Linked DNA regions of Homo sapiens: region 1 is linked to region 2. The links are chromatin loops, found by intact Hi-C in ENCODE. Cell type or tissue: Caco-2. All regions are shown on one strand.

Evidence for each region. A loop is a pair of places that touch in the nucleus more often than their neighbours do. Peaks named below come from ENCODE experiments on the same cell type or tissue, not always from the same donor. Only the 100,000 strongest peaks of a DNase experiment are listed, where the experiment ranks them.
Region 1: a loop joins it to region 2, with 14 times the contacts of the local background. A loop is called at or near these places in 2 of 110 quality-filtered maps.

What each region holds. Positions count from the first base shown.
Region 1 is chr2:126,479,497-126,487,496 of GRCh38, reverse strand. No RefSeq gene overlaps it. Among named protein-coding and RNA genes, the nearest start is that of GYPC, 170 kb to the left of the region's middle. In Caco-2, no CTCF peak of the experiment used is centred here; a DNase peak (open chromatin) is centred at 4,476.
Region 2 is chr2:125,741,519-125,749,518 of GRCh38, reverse strand. The region is part of intron 1 of LINC01889 (long intergenic non-protein coding RNA 1889); the gene reads right to left. All of the region lies in intron 2 of LOC124900611 (a long non-coding RNA gene), which reads left to right. Among named protein-coding and RNA genes, the nearest start is that of LINC01889, 35 kb to the right of the region's middle. In Caco-2, a CTCF peak has its summit at 3,771; a DNase peak (open chromatin) is centred at 3,788.

The DNA.
Region 1 (8,000 bases), 740 kb before region 2:
CAAGCAGGAAGCAATAACTAAAACTTGGGAAACCAAGCAGAGCCTTCTGCAGCCTCATGGGGATAGGGAAATTGAACCTGAACTCCTAGACTACAAGGCAGTCAGGTGAGGATAGACCAAGATGGCAGAGAGGAGGAAGTGCTTTAGGTATTCACAGCCAACTGTCTCACCCTTCTTCCTAAGATATTTGTTCCTCTTTAGGCACAGGGGTTCAGAAGGCAAGAGGAAAGCAGTAAATAAGAGAATAGGGAGTTGAGCAGAAATAGCAGTTGCACCTGGCTGAGAAGACAGAGGGAAATTCTGAACTTGCCAAAAGAGCTTGGTAAACACTGCAACTTCCACTAGTTGGAGTAAGAATGAACTTCATAGGAGGAGTAAGGATGTAAATCCACTCTCAGAAAACTGAGCTCAAACCAGGGTAAGACTGTCTACTCAAAATAAATGCTTACTTGGAAGAAGATAGAATCAGACAGAGCTTAAAGTTATCTGTGTAAATTCTAATACAAAACTGTGTGGCATTCAATTCAAACTACTAGGTATACCAAGAGTCTGGACTAAATTTTTTTTTTACAAAAAGGAGGGGAAGGCCAGGCGCAGTAGCTCACGCCTGTAATTCCAGCACTTTGGGAGGCCAAGGCAGGTGGATCACCTGAGGTCAGGAGTTCAAGACCAGCCTGGCCAACACAGAGAAACCCCATCTCTACTAAAAATACAAAAATTAGCCAGGCATGATGGCAGACGCCTGTAATCTCAGCTACTTGGGAGGCTGAGGCAGGAAAATCACTTGTACCTGGAGGCAGAGGTCACAGTGAGCTGAGACTGTGCCACTGCACTACAGCCTGGGCAACAGAGTGAGACTCTGTCTCAAAAAAATTAAATTAAATTAAATTAAAAAAGGAAGGGAAAAAGACCATAAAAATGGGCCCATATGGATCCTTAGTCATCAAAGTTATCAGAAACAGACTTTAAAATAGTAATATTTTCAACAAAATAAGTGACAAGTAGGACAATTTTTACAGAAACTTGGAATCCAAAAATAAGACAAGCAGGAATTATAGAAATGAAAAATATATAAAATTAAAAGTCCAATATGTGATTTAACAGCAAATTAAAAAAAACGAAAAGGTTATGAAAACTATAAAATAGTCCATAGACATATCTGAATTGAAGCATAGAGAGAAAAAATTAAAAACACAAAATAACATAAATGACACATGAGAAAGAGTGAAAATGACTTTATATGTGTGACTAAAGTCCTAAGAGAAGAGGGGAGTAAGACTAGGGCACAGCAGTATTTGAGGAGATACTGGCAAGTAACTTGCCAAAACCAATTAAAAATATCAAATCACAGGTTCAGGAAGATTTACAAGCCCCAAGGAGAAATATGCAACTAGATATATAACTAGGCACATCAGAGTAAAACTGCCACATACCAAAGTCAATGAGATAATTTTAAATGAGATAGATAAAATAAAATATTACTTCCAAAGAACCACAGTCTTCTCAGTAGAAATTATTGAATCCAGAGACATGGAACACCATTTAAAAAGTATTACTATAAAATAAATGCCAACATATAATTTTATATTTAAAAAATCCTCCAAAAATGAAAGTAAACTAAGTGCATCTTTAGACAAACAAAAGCAACAATTTCACAACTCAGAGATCTTCATTAAAATAAATTCTAGAGGGATTTATTTGAGCAGAGGAAAGATAACTTTAGATGGAAGTATGGAAACACAGAAGTGAATAAATAGTCCTGGAACAGTGTATATGGGAAAGGTAAATCTAAATTTATATGGACTATAAAAAAAATCAGTCTCATAGGCTTTAATGTCAATGGAAAATTAAAATACATAAAAATAATAATGTCACATTTGTGTGAAGGGGATTTAAGAGTTACATTGTTTTAAAGTATTTGCATTGTCTAAAACATGTACAAAGAACTCATATTATGCTTTAATATGTCAAAGAAGCATGTAACCATTGAAAAGAATAAAATAATCATTCTCAGCAGACTAACACAGGAACAGAAAACCAAACACTGCATATTCTCACTCATAAGTGGGAGCTGAACAATGAGAACACATGGACACAGAGAGGGGAACAACACACACCATTGCCTGTTGGGGGTTGGGAGCAAGGGGAGGGAGAGCGTTAGGACAAATACCTAATGCATGCAGGACTTAAAACCTAGATGATGGGTTGATGGGTGCAGCAAACCACCATGGCACATGTATACCTATGACAAACCTGCACACTCTGCACATGTATCCCGGAACTTAAAGTAAAGTTTTAAAAAAAAGAAAAAGGAAGAAAAGAATAAAATAATTTATAATAAGCTAATAGGTAAATTGAATGATTAAAATATTTCTTGATTGACTCAAAGGAAGATAAGAATGAAAAGGGATTATAGAACATATAGAACAAATACAGAAAACATGTAGTAAAGTAACTTTAAACACAGATATGTCATTATATTAAATTTAAGCTCTTTATCACATTATATGGAGCAAGAGTAAGCAGGATACACAGAAAAGCAGCAGCAACATTTGTGCAGTGCTTAAAGAGAAACACAGTAAAAAATCAGACACTCGGAGAGATGTTCCCTAGTGATGGAAAAGTAAAAATGGACACAAAACCTGGTTATGTGTAGAGTTCTCCGGCGTACACTTCACCCTCTCTGGAGAGTGGCAGTGCGTGGAGTCTTATTCTGTAAATTTCCTCCTCGTTATTCTCAGCTAATTGTTGCCACCACAAGGGCTGAAGTGACTCCTTTGAGTATTGATGGGAATATATTGATAGAGTCTCTTTTTGGATCTGCAGTAAGGGCACTGCTGCTCAGGATGGGAAAAGCAAAGCTCTGGCTATTCATAACAAGCCTGAATCAAATATGAATATCAATGGCTGTTTCTAGAATGAAAATGCAATGTCTTGTTTCATTTATTTTAAACAAAACTAATCTCTTATAAGCATATCTGAGACTGAGGGTCCTCCCGCCCTGCCATAGGCTTCAGCCTATTCCTGGCTTTAGAGATGACGGCCACTGATTAAGTTGCACGTGAGAAAGTTAATTCTTCCATTCCAAGAAGTGTCAGGAGTTATGGAATTTAAAGTTATCCTGAGTGAAACAGAAACAAGCTCCTCCTGTTAGTCCTCAGGTAGCCCCCAGACAGGTGAGAGCACACAAACAGCAGATGAGAATAAGCTCCACTCTGCTCACTCTGGAAGCAAGGTCCTAGGCCTACACTGAGAATGTTGGTTTTAGTCTTCAAGGTCAGCACCTAGCAGTGGGGAGGGTGGGACAAAGGTGGGTAATACACCACAATGCTGTCCTACAGCCTTCACTTGCTTCTGTAAACCTTCCTTGTTGTCCAGAGTTCTGACACAGTTGGTTCATGCAGTTTCTGCTTATTTTCTGGTGCTTCTTTGGAGGAACAGGAGTTTGAAGCTGACTCCTCTGCCATTTTGCTGACTTGAGTCTTTCTGAACTTCCAAAAAATAATAATTCTAATAATTTGTATGTAAATTCTCTTGTTTTACATGTAAATTAACTTATGATCTTGTAATTATTTTATTTTTATTTCTTTTTCATATATAGCTAATTCTATATATAATTATGTTTTATAATACATAATACTATGTATGTAATATATAATCTATATGTCATATTATGTTTACTATATACATACACACGTACTAACTAGCTGCCTAGCTAGCTAACAGGATATCTCACAGCACAGCTAGAACTACTAAAAAAAGTTGTATATAAAACAATGCTAGAATTATAAGTATATTATAGATATACTTTCTACAATTAAAGATGGTCCTCACATGCCTAATTTGCTGAAAGTTGTTTGCTTTTGATAGCGGCAAAAGGCAGACAAATACTAGGCAGACAGAGGTGGGTCCCCGTTAAAATCCCACCTTCAAACCAAAGACAGATTAAAACCTGAAAGCAAAGCTAAAAAGTCTCGGATAAATCCACGAACCCGATTGAGAACCTCTCTTCTTGTTAGGCATGCTTTCCTCTGATTGATCCCCACCCTTCCCCTAGTTTACATATACCTACCCTTCCCTAGTTGGTTTTTTACACTGTCATGCCCATCTTTGAGTGGTGCCTTTGTTTTAGCCTTTTTTTGCATACTCACAAACCAATCAGCATGCACGCCTCCGTTCTGAGCTCATATAAAGCCCCAGATTCAGCCACACTAGAGAGAGACTGGCTGCCTTTGGGCGGAGAGGGGAGTGGTCTCTTCTGGTGGGAAGAGACTACTCGACTTCAGAGAAGGGGTTCCCTCTTGGGTGCCTTCTCTGCTGAGAGCTGTCACTCAGTAAAACTCTCCTCACCCTTGGGTTGCCAGCATAACCTCATTCTTCTTGGATGCAGGACAAGAACTCAGGACCCGCTGAACACAGGTATGGAAAAAGGCTGTAAAACTGTATGTAGCCCTCTGTCTTATGCCAGCAGAGGGCAGCCACATGTGACAGGAAGCAGCATCAGGGCGGACAGCCAGGGTGAGACAACAGGACTAAAAGAGCTGTTAGGACGCTGTAACATCCCTTCTGAGGCTTCGGGGTCACTGGCATCCCTGTTTTGGCACTGCGTTCCCTTCAGCCAGGTGCTGGCGCCCAAGGCAGAAACAGGTTGTGGCACGTCCTGCCCAGATTCAGGCTGAACGCAGATCCTTCGGCTAGCATGGGATCTAGGGGGGACTGCAAGCCAAGTGAAGCCCACCAGGCTGAGTGGGCAGGGTGCCTTCTGCAGGGAGCCCAGGATGAATGAGATCCAGTGGGTGGTGTCGCTGGCCGTGGAGGTCTCCGGCTGGCGATGCGGCTCCGAGAAAAATCCTGCCTCACTTTTAACCATTACTTTGTTTTAAATTTTACCTAATGCATTTTCTACATTTATTCAAACTATCATTTAAAAAATATCAAATACAGTCATGCGTTGCTTAACGACAGAGACATATTCTGACAAATATGTCACTAGGCGATTCCATCATTGTTTGAACTTCACGGAGTGTACTTTATACCAACTTAGATGGTACAGCGGGTTACTGTACTGAGTACTGTAGGCAATGGTAACATAATAGTAAACATTTGTGTATCTCAACATATCTAAACATAGAAAAGGTACAGTAAAAATATGGGATTATAAACTTATGTGATCACCATTGCGTACATGGTTCATTGCTGATCCAAACATGATTATGTGGCACGTGACTATATATACCTATTAAAGTTTCTTTGCATCTTTAGATGAATCCAACAATTTAGTCATTTTTTACAATAACTTGCTGAATCCTGTTTGTTATATTTTGTTTAGCAATATGTATTCCTATTCAAAAATCACACTGGCTCATAATTACCCTTCATCATGCAGACCTTGTCTAGCATGTGTTTTATCATCACCTCACATTAGTTGTGTATTATGATGTGTTTTTTCTTATAAGAGCTTTTATATATTTGATGTAATATATTTTTAAATGTTTCTTAACAATGGACACTAAAGCCTTGGTAATTGTAGACAAGTAACAATAAAATGTGTTATCCAAACCAATTTTGAGAGTGAAAAAAATCACTATTAGTATTTTCACTGTGGCTGGGTGTGGTACCTCATGCCTGTAATCCCAGCACTTTGGCAGGCTGAGGTGGGTGGATCATCTGAGGTCAGCAATTCGAGACCAGCCTGACCAACATTATGGAACCCTGTCTCTACTAAAAGTACAAATATTAGCCGGGCGTGGTGGACTGTGATTGTAATCCCACCTAATCAGGAGGCTGAGGCAGGATAGTATCTTGAACCCGGGAAGTAGAAATTGCAGGCCGGGCATGGTGGGTCACGTCTATAATACCAGCACTTTGGGAGGCCGAGGCGGGTGGATCACCAGGTCAGGAGATCGAGACCAGCCTGGCCAACATGGTGAAACCCCATCTCACCTAAAAACACAAAAATTAGCTGGGCATGGCGGCACGTGCCTGTAGTCCCAGCTACTCGGGAGGCTGAGGCAGGAGAATTGCTTGAACCCAGGAAGTGGAGGTTGCAGTGAGCCAAGATTGTACCACTGCACACCAGCGTGGACAACATAGTGAGACCCTGTCTCAAAAAAAGAAAAAGAAATCCCCTGGGACAATAGACACAGACCAGAACTAACATCAACAAACTGGGATATAGAGTCACCTTATTACATATTTATTAATTATTCATATGTTCTTCAGTCAGTTTTAAAAAATTATACTTTCCAGAAATTGTAATTATTTTTCAAAAATTTGTGTAGTATTGGCAGGAGTTTGTCCTAGTATCATCTTATCAGCTAGTATTATCTCTAGGATAATTTTGCTTCTTTTCCCGCTAGTGCATCCCTACAATTTTGCTTTGGGTTTTGTTTATCTGGAACTGCCTTTATTTGCTTCGTTATCCATGTTAGTACTTTTAGTGGGTACAATATCCTATATTTATGGTCATCTTCTCTAGGGACTTTGAGATATTATTTAATTACCATTTGGCTTCTGTTGTTTAAGAGAAATCTTTTGCCAATTTGTTTGTCATCTTTTCATATTAATCTGTTTTTCCTTTCTGATTACTTTAACAATCATCTATTTTCCCCTGGTATTGGGATGTTTCTTTATATACTACATCTAGATATAGGTTTATGATTGTGTATCTTCATTAAGATTTGTTGTTTTTCGTGAATCTGATGACTTGGGCATCTAATGATTCTTCTGAATATTGTAGCTCCCATATTTTCTATTTTTTCTTCTGCCAGAACTCCACGTAGATATATGTTAGATGTTATTTTTCTATGTGCTTTATATCTCAATCTCTCATATTTTTCATTTTCTTACTTTGTTGTGCTTCACTCTTGATAAAATCTTCAGACCTATTTTTATGTTTTCTAATTTATTCTTTATTTTATCAAATCTGCTGTTTTGAAGTGGTTATATTTAGTTGTATTTCAAATCTTCCTGGTAGCCTTTAAATTGAAATATAATACAACATGCATTTTAACAAATGAAGTTGATATCTAGTAAACAAACAAAGCATTAGATTTTATAGATAGTGAATTAACAGTGTCCTGGGTGACTCTTTGTGGTCCCTTCCAGGCGTTGCCTGCCTCTGCCCCATGGTAACCACACTCCTCCTTTCTAACACAAATACTTTTGGCTGTTTCTCAATTTCAATAAATAAAATGAATACAGTATTTTCTCTTTTGAGTTTGTCTTTTCTTGTTTGATATTATCTTTATAAGATTGATTGCATCATCGCAATTAGCAATGCTTCATTATTTTTCATTGCCTTATTCTTATGAATGATTATACCACAATTTACTTTTTGCTTGTATTGGCAAAGGAGATTTAGATTGTTTCAGATTGGGGCTTTTTATGAGCAGTGGCTCTAGACCTTGTCATCTGGTGCATATTTTGCACTTGTCTATGGGTATATAGGTAGGAGCAAGATAGAGCCATACTCAATCATAGAACTGGTGTATGTTGAACTTTAGTATGTACTTCCAAAGTGCACCCATTTATATTCCACCAACAATGCCACATTGTCACCAAATTTGATTTTTCTACTCACTATATCAGTGGTCACCAATGTTTTTGGCATCATGGGCCCATTTCATGGATGACAGTTTTTCCACAGACCAGTGGTGGAGTGGTGAGGGAATGGTTTCAGGATGATTCAAGCACATTACATTTACTGTGGACTTTATTTCTATTATTATTTCATTGTAATATGTAATGAAATAATTATACAACTCACCATAATGTAGAATCAGTGTGTTAGTCTGTTCTCATGCTGCTAATAAAGACATACCTGAGACTGGGTAATTTATAAAGAAAAAGAGGTTTAATGGACTTACAGTTCCACATGGCTGGGGAGGCCTCACAATCATGGTGGAAGGCAAAGGAGAAGCAAAGTCACACTTTACATGGCGGCAGGCAAGAAAGCGTGTGCAGGGGAACTGTCCTTTATAAAACCATCAGATCTGGTG
Region 2 (8,000 bases):
TGTCCATATGTCCCCTCTTGTCTCATTGCTATTGTCTGCCTTCTCTCACACTGCAGCAGAGTCCTGTCTCAGCCTTTGACGCATTTTGAAATTCACATGTGAAAACAGCCTTTCTAGATCTAATCCATTTTGTTCTGTAGTAAGAATGTGGCTTGATATGGATTCACTTTCTGTTTTTTTCTACTTCTAGCCAATCTGAGACAATTTTCTAGCCTAAAGTTAATGTATTTTAATGGGAAGCTTGAATAATAGTCACAATGTGTCTTTGATATCCTCGTCAGGCATATAATCTCGGTCAACCCTGTGAGATAGACATCATTCAACTTATTTTATATAATTTGGGACTGATGATCTGAGATGTTCATCCTATTCAAGTTGGCACAGATGTGGTTAGCCATTTCTGTGATACCCAACATTCCCTCTCCTTTTCTTCTCCCCACTGTATACTCAAATATGGCAATACATAATTAATTTAGTACTACATGCTCACTAGGTGCCAGTCACCAAGCTAGGCAGTGAGTAAATAAGACAGAAAGCAGGATTCCTTGTCAATCCTCATTCTATATGATTTTTCATCAAATTTTCACAGTTTCACAACTGCCTACTTTTGAAGACACTCAATTCCCTTGGCTTCCATGACCTAGGGATTTCTTTGTTAGGGATTTATCTTCCACTATTTTCTTTTTGAAAATTAAACTTTAGAGGTCTTAGACCCTCTCCTTTTACTATATATTCTTCCTCTAAGCAAAATTACACCACATCTCCAGCTTTAATTGCTATCTCTTGTGAGCTGAATTGTATCCTACCAAAATCTATATGTTGAAATCCTAAACCCAAGTGTATCAGGCTATTACTGTATGTGGAAGTAGAAGCATTGAAGAGAAGTTAAAGTAAAATGAGATTGTATGGGTTGGCTCTAATTCAATACGACCACTGTCCTTATAAAAAGAGGATATCGGCACCAAGGGAAGAACATATGAAGGCACTGAAAGAAGATGACCAGTTTCAAGCCTAGGAGTGAAGCCTCGGAATCAACCTGCCAAGGCCTTGATCTTGGACTTCTAGCCTCCAGAACTATGAGGATGTAAATCTGTTATTTAAGCCACTCAATTCATACTTTGTTAAGACAGGCCCAACAAGCTAATACATCATCTATATGCAGGGGCTACCTAAATTTATGTTTCTAAACCAGCTGTCTTCTTTGAGCCCTAGACTGTGTTGTACAACTACAAGATATACCTTCTTGGATACTTTAAAACACATCTGCAAAACCAAATTAATGATATCTCCCACTCAGATATGGCCATCTTCCAGTATTCTCTCTCTACGTCCATGTCACTACCACCAAGCTTTACACATTTGTCTTTATTACCCTCATGTCATCACCCATTTTTGTCCATTTTACCCCCTAAATGTCTATGGAATTCATCCACTTCTCTATCTATCAACTTGGTCTAAGCTACCATTGTTTCTCATGTGTGCTATTATGCTAACCTCCTAACTGGTGTTCTTGGATCTGCTCTTACTTTTTCCAGTCCATTTTCCATGCTGCAACTAACCTACTGAGTTAACACCTTTCCTTCCACCTTCCCATTGCTTTTATCAGAAAGATGCCCACTTTAAGATGGTAGACAATGTGGTTCTGGGTCAGTTAACTGAATATCAGTTCATCAAAAGCCATTTGCTGAATTATGAGGATTTATTTTGTAGTTTTCTATTTTCTGTTTGTTCCTTCTTTGTCATTTGACCTTGAATCTGCCCCTACCCTCTTGTGAGCTCTTGTTCATGGTCACAAAACAGCAGATCCGAAACATATACAGAGGTAAACAGCAGAGCGAAGAACAAACACAGAGACAGGGGCAAGACTAAAACTCTCAGTGATCAGTCCAACTGGTTGTGAGGTAAGTGGCTCACCGGTTTAGAAGAATTGACTCTAGGAATCAATTTCTGAAGAACTGACCTACTTATCCACTCCCTAAGAGGGCTAAGAGATCTGGGTACCACCATTCTTTCCAAGTTATTTCATACCAATTCCTTTTTTACAATCCTGCCAGTCACCTTCAAAGACAAAGGGCTTTTTAGAGCCCAATGTAGTGGTTCCTAACTGGAGGTATAAAGCTGTCTTGGAGATGCTTCAAAATGTGGGAATCATTTTGTTGTCATAAGAAGCAGGGTAGAAGTTGGGACCCAGATCCTAGCCTTTCTCAGATGAAGGTAAAAATGCCAAATATTTTTCTATGTAGGTAACAATTCCACCCAATAATGTCTCTGTTGAGAAACATTTGGAGTGCATGAGTCATCCCACCATAGGCCTTCCCACTTGCTGCTCTTTCTCCCTCCAGTGCTATCCCCACCCTCTCTTTTACCAAGTTAATTCCTACTTAACATGTAGACCTTGGATAAATTGCTACTTCATAGGAATGTTTTGACCTCCCAAATACATCAAACTGTACACTCATAGCACTGTGTGCTCACAGTGTTATAGTTAGACATTTATAGAACAGTTGACTGTCTCTTTTCCCAGAAGTCTGTACAGCTCCATGTGGGTAAGAACCATACCTCCTTTGGTAATGGCTTTTTCGGGTAATCCCCAGCACCTGACAGAGTACCCAGCACATGGAGGCACTCAGTAAGTGTTTGCAGACAGCAAAAGTTAATGAATGTGTGAATGCATAGGACCTGATCTCAAGGGACTTGCTGTATGGCTGGCGACAGGGAACAGAGCCTGGTGTCAAGCCCAGCATAGAACCACCACTGAGCAAAAAAGGAGTCTGCCCACTCTGTACCAAGTGCAGGGCTGGATGGAAGGTTAACCCCCCAATTACATTTTAAACCCTCAGGACTAAAATTAATCATTGGAATGGTGACACTTGATGTAAACCACTTCAAATGGATTGGCTGTGTAAAACCTCTGTCTTGCAGATGTCCTGAGTCAGCTCACGGGTAACCACACCAGCTTTTTTCTGGAGGATTCAAAATACCCCTGGACTGAAGAATGCTGCTGTTTGTTTGTTCCGCCAGCAAAGGCTCAGTTGTTTCTTAGAGAACAAAAGGAGGAAGCAGTGGTCTAGTGCTGGTCAGAGCAAACTTCAGAGCTGCAGGGTGAAAGGGCAGAAAATGATGGAAGAGAAAAATTGAACTGGAGATGAGGAGCAGGAAATAAAAGAGCCAGTTTTAAAATGTTTCCTGTAATTGAATAGAAACATGTGTCCCTCATTTGCAGAGGAACCCCAGGGCAGACAGACCACCTCAGGATATTCATTATTTCTTTAAATCTTTAATTGGGCACTTCAAAAGATCGCAATTAAGCTTTTTAAAAATACAAAGTTTTAGTTGAAAGAAATCCATGGGGACCTACACTGTTCAGTCTCCTGGTCTGGACCAATGGCCTTATTAAAAACAGGAGGAGGTGATGCACAAAGGCATCATTCCTGAGTCATTGGTTAAAGGAAGCATTCAGACTGTCTCTTCCCCATTAATAGGCTAAGAATCAAGGAAACAAAACAAAACAAAACAAAACAAAAAAACAAGAGAAGACAGACAATTATGCCCTATTCAACTCTAACTCCCAAATGGAGATGTGCACCCCAAGAGGCCACCTCATTCCTAATGCCTGTGAAAAAATAAAAGTCAGGGAAATACTTACGGTCCATACTGATCTGCTCTGAACTCTGCCTCTGCATTTGTGCACTTCAGTCCTGTCAACACTTGCATGCGTTGTGAATGGGCCCATCCACTTCTACTTTCAGGTTCTAAACAGCTCACTCCTCATGCTGGACTTGCCTCCCATGGCCTCAGCATCCAGATATCCTGGTTAATTCTGCCCTCTGCTGGAAACTTGCTTTGTCCCTGCTGTGGTCACATTGGTCTCTAGTCTGCTGCTCTGTAACTCATGATTGCTTTTCTAACATTGATCCTTTCTTCCTGTCCTTCGGTCCCTCTAATTCTAACAAGCAGAAATACTCATTATATTCCTAGTGTATGGAGCGCTGCCCAACCACTGCAAGCCAAAGACAAATGAAGGAATCTCAGCTCAGCAACTTGGAAATTTATCTCTGTCTTCCTTGCTTTCACTATGTTTGTTCTGTCCTTGAACCCCAGCTGATATACTTTTGCCTTTTCAATGTCACCACACCCACACAAGGCATTCTACAATTCCTTTTTCTGCTCAGTGCTCTAGATCAGCTATGACAGAGGACCTTTGTTGTTAGTAGGAGTCTTAAGCCTAAAGTCTTAAAGCTGAACTGTAGACACCAGAGCTGAGTAATCATGGTTCTTCCAGAATCTTCCTGAATCCGCTGGGGCTTCCACTGTTTTGGAAGGCTGGAATGGCTAGCGCCATACTCTACATGAGTGGCCAATAGAGCCTGATGCTCGTTGCCCTGTTACGCAAAATCCTGGCTTTCCTAGACACCCACCCATTGCCAGTGACACACTCTCAAGAGGCCCCCAGCCTCTGCCTGGTAGCACACTACTTCTGTTGGGTGGTTTGCGACAGGTAGGATGCAGCCTTGCATATCTTTCTGATTACTGGGAGGCTGCCCTTTCTGAGGAAGGTCCTGGCACTTACTGGGTTTGTGATGGAGATTTCTTGGCTGTAGCCTGTCTCGGGGTGAGCACTGGGTGTAGGCTGATTCTATTCATCATCTCTAGCTTGTTTCTTCAGCTCTGTTTCATCTCTGTTGACCTGTTGTGATGTCTCTTTATACAGGTCAGCACAGCTCACACTCCTGACATGATCCCAGGGAACAGGTTGAAATGACTGAAGGAAAGCACATTTATTATAAACTGGTCCAAAGCCATTTGGGGCTTCTTGAGAAATATCACATTATCAACCTCAGGTACAAAACAGCTAGGTGTCCAATGAATATTCTCTCAATCATTCAGGACAGCTCTTCCTAATGACCATTTTCTCTAAGGTTCTTCAGATTTCTCTAGTTATATTACAGGCAACTGATGCTTTATTGTCATCACAGAGTGACAAGTGGACAGAGGTAAGAAAGGCAGTTAAATAATTATAAGCTTATCCATTGCAGCATTGTAGCAATAGTGTCGTATTAGACACAACCTTAATGTTCATCCATAGGTTACTGGTTGAATAAATTGTGTGTCATTAAAAAAAAGAGTAATTTTCAACTATGAAATAAGATTTATTTCTATCAAATAATATAGTGTGATTTACTGGATGTATCATGAAGTGAAAAAAGCAAGTAGACATTACTACGTATTGTAAGTAACTCTACCTCTATGTAAAAAGGAAGGAGCACTGAGGATATATACTTACATGTTTGTATACATGTAGGTATTTTACATGCTTTCTTGCAAAAAGAAATACAGGAAGTATATACCAGAATCTGAAGATAACAATTACTTGTGAGAAAAAAGTTGGATAGGAATGGAAGCTGAGTGTGGTGGCTCACACCTGTAATCCCAGCACTTTGGGAGGCTGAGGTAAGTAGATATCTTGAGCTTGGGAGTTTGAGCCCAGTCTAGGCAACATGGTCAAATCCCATATCTAAGAAAAATAAAAAAAAAAATAGTGGGGCATGGTGGTCCACACCATCGTCCCAGCTACTCAGGAGGCTGAGGTGGGAAGATGGCTTGAGCCCAGGAGGCAGAGGTTACAGTGAGCCAAAATCATGCCACTGCACTGCAGTCTGGGTGATAGAGCCAGACCCTGTCTCAAAAAAAAAAAAAAAAAAAAAAAAAAAAAGAAAGAAAGAAGAAGAAGAAAAAGAAAGAAATGGATATACAAATTTTCTGAGTATAGCTGTGTATATAATCTTTACTTTAGAACTATATACATGTTTTACATATTCAAAAACTAAAACTAAAATGAGAGCTGAGCTATGAGGATGCAAAGGCATAAGAATGACACGATGGATTTTGGTGGCTCAAGGGGAAGGGTGGGAGGGGGGTTGAGGAATGAAAGAATATACATTGGATATGTGTACACTGCTTGGGTAACGGGTGCACCAAATATAAGAAATCACCGCTAAAGAGCTTATCTGTATAATCAAGCAGATTCCCCCAAAACTATTGAAATAAAACAAACAATGTAAATTATTTTTTAAGTTCACTTAGCTATTGCAATTATTATGTCTCCTTGTGAACAATTGTGTACTGAACTTTTAGTTCTTCCCACATTTCTCAGAAAACTTGAATTTGCCACAGTCTTCCTTTTCTCTCAAACTCCTGTTATTTTAAAGGGCAACTCCAAAATCCATATGGGTGAACTGAATAAATGCCTAACCATAAAGATTCTTGAGCTCCTCGAATCCATAAATCTTCCTAGGTAGGGCACCTATTAGCCTGTGAATACAATGCTCACCTGGCAAAAAGCAATGCATCTCTAAAACTTTGCTCTAATATTCAATGTTCTGATCTTTGTCTTCTGTGTCTCCAGCTGCCTCATTGATTCTCCTCCACTCTCTCCCTTTCATCACCATCACATGGAATCCCTTCCTCCGTTCTGCAGCCTATATACACAGTGATGCATCACTTTACCACTTTTTATATTTCTTTATCATGACTCTTCATATATCTAGAAACCTGAATAGAATGGGATAATTAATGACCTAATTCTTAATACTTTTCAACTGTTTTTCTTTTTGCCTTTCCACTTTGACAGTTCACAGTAAGCATTTTATCTAGTTCCCAGTCTCAGAGGGAATGCTTCTAATATTTCACCATGAAGTATGATGCATGCTGGAGGTGTTTAGGAAATATTCTTTAGTGTGTCAAAGAAGAGCCCTTTTATCCCCAGGATTCTAGGAGATTTTATCATTGATGACTTTTTAATTTCATCACTTGATTTTCTGTATGTATTGAGGCGATTTTTCTCCTTCATTTTGTTAATATAGAGAATTGCAACTATTGATTTTTGACTATTAGACTAACTTCATATTCCTAGAGTAAATTCAACCATGGTTGTAATTTATTTTCTTTTTGTATAGTTAGCTGAGTGTCTGCAAATTTTTAAAGGGTTTGTATCTATCTCCATGCAAAAAGGTAACATACCATTTACCTCTCTTATGATGGCCTTGACAGATTTTTCTCACAAGTTGGAAATATTATTTTTTCTTAATTCTCAAAAACAAATTTAAGATTGTTACATTTCTTTTTTAAATATTTGCTAGAATTCATTAATGAAGTCATCTGGGCCTGAAGTTTTTTTATAGGAAGTTCTAAAAATATTGTTTCATTATTTTTAATAGATACAGACTTATTTAGCATTCTTTTTTTTCTGTCAGTTTTGTAAACTATCTCTCTAGGAATTTGTCCGTTTATGTTCTGAAACATAGTAGACAATTTTGTAAATAATATTCTTATTTTAATGTTTGCAGGATCTGTCATGATGTACACTTACAAATTTCTGGATGTTTTTCACTACCAGTTTCACTAGTTATTGGTTATATTAGTCTTTTCCAAAAAATATACACTTTTGCTCAAAGAAAGTATAGTTGAGGTTTACAATGTGATGTTATGGTATACATACACATAGTAAAATTGTTACGTAGTGTGGCAGATTAACATATCTATTATCTCACACAGTTACTCTTGTGTGTGACAAGAGCAGCTAAAATCTACTTATTTAACAAAAATTCTTAACATAATACAATTATAGTAACTTTAGTCCTCAGGTTGTACATTAGATCTCTATACTTATTCATTCTATGTAGCTGCTATTTCATACCCTTTGACCTACATCTTCCCATTTCCTCTCCATACCTCCCCCTGCCCTTGCTAACCAATATTTTGCTCTCTATATTTGTGTATTTAAGTTATTTTTTAATATTACACATATATATTAGACTATGCAATATTTTTCTTTCCGCATATGACTTATTTACTTAGTGAAATGTCTTTCAGGTCCATTTATGTTGTGGCAAATAACATAGTCTCCTTTTTATGGCTTCCATTTGTCTAATTTATCTTTTGTTGTCTGTGTTTTTGTGGTCTTCTCCTATAAGTCTTTATTCAGACCAATGACCTGAAGT